Regions from separate parts of the Homo sapiens genome. Here region 2 is linked to region 1. A link is a contact called in ENCODE Hi-C data. All regions are on one chromosome and are shown on one strand. Each heading gives the region's core, a stretch centred on a gene start or an enhancer-like site at or near the end of the contact. The rest is flanking DNA. Distances are from core to core; before and after follow the strand shown. Region 1 has its middle 14 kb from the start of LINC02902. Region 2 overlaps ABCA13 (ATP binding cassette subfamily A member 13).

What was found. A loop is a pair of places that touch in the nucleus more often than their neighbours do. Pooled maps may share reads with other maps.
Region 2: a pooled map shows a loop between it and region 1 (6-fold over the local background). The contact joins two enhancer-like sites. A Hi-C loop is called at or near these places in 3 of 37 single-sample maps with no recorded cell type and 3 of 50 pooled maps.

What each region holds. Positions count from the first base shown.
Region 1 is chr7:47,668,353-47,670,917 of GRCh38, forward strand. No RefSeq gene overlaps it. Among named protein-coding and RNA genes, the nearest start is that of LINC02902, 14 kb to the left of the region's middle. Within about 2 kb of position 1,284, at least 19 of the 41 ENCODE cell types and tissues checked have a DNase peak (open chromatin) inside an H3K27ac peak, as active enhancers do.
Region 2 is chr7:48,249,211-48,251,775 of GRCh38, forward strand. It overlaps ABCA13 (ATP binding cassette subfamily A member 13), which reads left to right. Exons shown (of 62, transcript NM_152701.5): 15 at 2-141. Among named protein-coding and RNA genes, the nearest start is that of ABCA13, 79 kb to the left of the region's middle. Within about 2 kb of position 1,286, at least 2 of the 41 ENCODE cell types and tissues checked have a DNase peak (open chromatin) inside an H3K27ac peak, as active enhancers do.

The DNA of each region.
Region 1 (2,565 bases), core at 34-2,533:
TGCCTAATGTACACCAGCAACAATTCAGGCCCTTGGGGTGCAGCAATAGGAGATGCTCCTGGAGCCAAGAGGATACCGACGGATCCCCTCCAGGCCAAGTAGTACCTGCAGCTAGGTCCATTCAACTAAACCAGATGAGTGTCATCTAGGTCTGTTTGTCCCTAGGGCATAGCAGATGCTCAATAAATACTTGCTTAATGAATAAAAGTCTCCTAATAAAAATAGTAGTAGGAGCCAACATCATTATTGAGTGCTTCTCTGTATCAGGCATTGTTCTAAACTTCACATGAACTCAATCTTCTTAACAGCTTTCATGATGAAGGCCGTAGGATCCCAACTTTACCAGTGAGAAAACAGAGGCATGGAAAGCTAGAGGAATTCAGCAAAGGTTATGTAGGAACTATCTTAAGGAGTGTGGGAGTGAATTCCAAACCTAGCGTGCTTTATCCCGGGCTTGGGTCTGCCCTCGAACCACAGGAGGTAGAAAAAAGGGCACACAGTCTTCATTTTCCGAGGATGTCATAGCAGGTGCTGCAGGCTGGGTGGCTGAACCCTCAGAAATGAATTTCCTCGCAGTCCTGGAGGCAGCAAGGCAGAGACTAAGGTGTTGGCAGGTTTGGTTTCTCCTGAGGCATCTCTCCTCGGATGGTAGATAGCTGTCTCCTCCCTCTTCCCTAAGGATGTGTGTGTAAGCCTGTGTCCCAATCTCCTCTTGTTATAAGGACACCAGTCATTGGATTAAGGCCCACCGTAATGCCTCATTTTACCTTAATTTCCTGGTAAAGGCCCTATCTCCAAAGAAGGTCACATCCTGAGATTCTGGTTAGGACTTCAGTCTTGGAATTTTGGGTAACACAATTCAGCTGGTGACATTGACACAGCCTGGGGCTGCCCAGTTTTCCCAGAAGGGGCAGCAGGAATGGGTCAAAAACCCATCACTCATCAAGAAAAACCAGTTCATGTGTTGAGGAACCGTCTTGTCTGCCGTCCTTCAGAATGAGTGCGCAGTTGTTTTGCTGTTTTCTTGGGAACCAGCTGTGGAACACTGCGCTTCCCTTTCCTTTCTTTTCAAGAACCTTGGTGCCCACCTGGCCTCCTGGAGGACACCTTTGTGCAGAGGCTGCCAGAGATGGAACATAGAGATGGGGGAGGGGAGCAGGTGATGCTGGCCCCTGTTGAAAGAAAGTGGGCAAGAGCAGGGGTAGTTATTTCTCCTCTTACAGAAAGGGCTTGCTGAGTTAGGCTTCATGTGGCATTGTGTTCTTTTGAACGTCACTTAAGGCATACATGAAGCGTGTGCACATGACACAGCCCAGTGGAGCCAGGGAGTGACTCAGCCTGCTGCCCAACACCCACTGCAAGTTGTTCCTGTGGCTGCCTCTAGCTGTTCCCCAATCTGAAATTTGTTTTTCGTTTTCCTTCACTTAAAAAAACTTGTTGGCCGGGCTCGGTGGCTCACACCTGTCATCTCAGCACTTTGAAAGGCCAACGAGGGAGGACTGCTTGAGCCCAGGAGTTTGAGACCAGCCTGGGCAACATAGAGAGACCCTGTCTCTACTAAAAGATAAAAATAAAACAATTAGCCGGCCACGGTGGTGCATGCCTGTGGTCTCAGCTACTGGGGAAGCTGAGGTGGGAGGACGGCTCAAGTCCGGGAGGTTGCGATTACAGTGAGCCATGATCTCGCCACTGTACTCCAGCCTGGGCAACAAAGTGAGATCTTTTCTCAAAAAAAAAAAAAAGTTGTAACATGCGTGTATCCCCAAACAATAAATTGCTTAGTCAGGCTTATGTGGGACTTTCTAGAAATGCTATCACACTTTGTGTTGACTTCTGAGCCTTGCTTTTTTCCCTTCAAGTTTATGTTCCTTTCCCAAGGCTCTCCCAGGCCCAAGGGTCTCTCACGCTCTGTAAAACCTGTGCTCAAAGCTTCTCCCCTGAGGCTGTGGGCAGAGACTGGGTGATACTGAAGTAATACAAGTTCTCAGGAAAGATCCTTTTTTTTTTTTTTTTTTTTTTTTTACACCAGGCCAGGCCCAGATTGGGTATTTTTAATATGTAAAAACAAGACTGGGTGTGGTGGCTCACACCTGTAATCCCAGCACTTTGGGAGGCCGAGGCAGGTGGATTGCCTGAGGTCAGGAGTTTGAGACCAGCCTGGCCAACATGGTGAAACCCCGTCCCTACTAAAAATACAAAAAAATTAGCCAGGTGTGGTGGTTCATGCCTGTAATCCCAGCTACTCGGGAGGCACAAGGCAGGGGAAAATGCTTAAACCCAGGAGGTGGAGGTTGCAGTGAGCTGAGATCGCGCTACTGCACTCCACCTTGGGTGACAGAGTGAGACTCTACCTCAAAAAAAAAAAAAAAAAAAACCAAAAAACAAAACAAACAAAAAAACAAATATGTAAAAACAGGGAGGGCCCCAGTGTGCTTGTTAACATGCATATGAGAGCGCCAGTTTGCAAAGCAGGTACAGCCCAGGCGGGCACTGAGCAGGATTCACAGCTGGGTCCAGACGCCTTCGCTCCCCACAGATGACACCTGCAGCGAGACTCTGCTGACC
Region 2 (2,565 bases), core at 36-2,535, 580 kb after region 1:
GGATATTTCATACACTTGAAAAAACACAATTTTTCCTGGAACAAGCATATTATTGGAAAGCCTTCAAAAAGTTTATCAGGAAGACTTGCGAAGTGGCCCAATATGTAAATATGCAAGAGAGTTTCCAGAACAGACTATTGGGTAAGTCAGTAGCCTAAACTACAGGAATGGGGGATGCTTTCCCCTTTTAGTGAGGTGACATAATTTCCTGAGAGTCCATCCTATTTAACAAAGCGGGGCTTAAAATGGGTGGCTCTCCAAGCACAATTTGGCATTGTGATTACTTCATATAATTTTTTCTCATCAATTATGACAAGACTTACCAGAAGTCCTGGTTTGACTGAGCTACATTGTTCCTGCAAAATTTATAATAGTGACTGCTTTTACTCTCAAGACTGTCCTGGTTTGGGTGATAAATACTTCTATATGCAGACTAGTCATGATCCTACTCACAAGAGTCCAGATTTTCTGTTGTGGCCCTTCTCACTTTACTTAGCATTAAGATTGATGCTCACACTGGGGACAACTCCCCATGAACCTATAGAAGAAAACACAAACTGTTTTTCTCTATACACACACTCAACACTTCCAACACTGCTGTGACCATATGTGTGGATTTGTTCCACAACAAGCAATTCTCCACTTCTCCATTGACACTAACTGGGTGTCCTACAATTCGATTCAATTCTCGCACTGTCTGCCTGGAATTAGCATCAGATCCTGCAGGTTAAGGGCTCAGTCCCACAAGATTGCCCCTACTTCAGACGCCAACCCCAAGTCCAGGCTTCCCTTCTCACTTCTGATCAATTGGGTATAAATCAGGATTCCCATGAACCCCTCGTTGTGTTCAGTAATTTGCTGGTACAAGTCACAGAATGCAGAAAAACAGCTTACTTCCTAGGTTACTGGTTTATTAAGCAGATATAATTTAGGAACAGTAGATGGAAGAAATGCATAGGGTGAGGTATGTGGGGGCATGGAGCTTCTATGCCCTCTCCAGGCCTATCACCCTCCCAGCACCTCCATGTCCTCATCAACCTATGAGCACTCTGAACACTGTCCTTTTGGGTTTTTATGGAAGTTTCCTTATGTAGGCATGATATATTAAATCACTGGACATTAGTGATTGACTCAACTTCCATCCCTCTCTCCCCTACCTAGAGGTTAGAAGGCAGGTAAGGGAATGGGAGGAGGGAGAACCTGAAAGTTCCAACCTTCTAATTACAGGGTTGGTTCCCCTGACAATCAGCCCCCATTCTGGGGCTATCCAGCGCCTCTAGTCACCAGTCATTCATTAGCCTACAAAAAGACACCACTTCCTACATTCCAAGGGTCTTAGCAGCTATGTGCCTGTCAGGAAACAATGGCCTAGACCAAATATATATGTATGTTTTTATTATGTTAATGGCTCACCTCTTTCCTTATCAGCTTCATAAAACCAAAAATTCCCTAAAATATAAATATTACAAACTCATAACTGTATGATTCACAGGGAGTCCTCCTGTTCCCCAGAGATCTACTTTTTGGAAAGATGCCAGCATGTAAAACTTGCACTTCTGACCTCTGCTTTTTTACTCTAGAGCTGGTTGTCTATTTCCATCTCTCCTTGGGAATTATCTTCTGCCCTGGTTTTCCAGCATGCCATGACACTGCTCCATCACAGTGGGGTTATCAGCTTCTCCTTAGAAAGCCTGCATCTTGGACGTCAGGGACTTGGACAGGAAATGGGAGTTTCTCATTCCTTTTCTGTGGCTATTACGACCTTGCCTTTTCTTATTTCATGCTGTTTTTTAAACTGCTACTTTTAGAGGCTGCCAGAGATACTCCCTCTGTAGCTCTCAGTATCAAATCCACATATGGTAAGATGGGCCTTTGCATTTTCTACAGATTACACTATAAAACTCTTCTGTATAGCAGCAGTATTGGGTTGATGGTAACTTCTCCAATGAGTTGGCCATGTTCTTCTGGGTTGAGTACTCATCCTACACTTTAACTTTCTCCTATACTACCTGTCCTCATTATCACTTATTATTGCCCACTTTTGACTCTTTTCAGAAACAGGCTACAGAGAGTGATATGCAATAGTGGCAACAGGCTTGTGGTTCAGAAGTCTCAATGATACTGATAATTGCAAATATTTATTGTGCTTTCTATGATTATCTTGTTTAATCCTCATTCAACCTGTGAGATAGGTACCATTATGATTTCATTTTCAGATGAGAAAATTGAGGCTCAGAAAGATTTTATTCCTAGCATAGGTCTCAAAAGTATTAAGCATCAAAGTCAAGAATGCAAATCCAGGAAGTCTCACTCTGGATCCTGTAAGCTTAACCACTCTACTTTCTTTGGACAGACCCTTGCTGGGGGCTGATCTCTGTGAAAAGGCTTGCACTGTCACAGAAATATAACTAGTCTTATTAAGAAACGGAATTTAAAAAAAATATTTTTACTAAATATGTATATTATTTTATTAATTTATTTTTTATCTTTATTATTTTCTTTCTTCTAGTAAATTTAGTGTGATTGTTGTTCTTTTTCTTGTTCTTGACTTTCAGATTTTCTTAT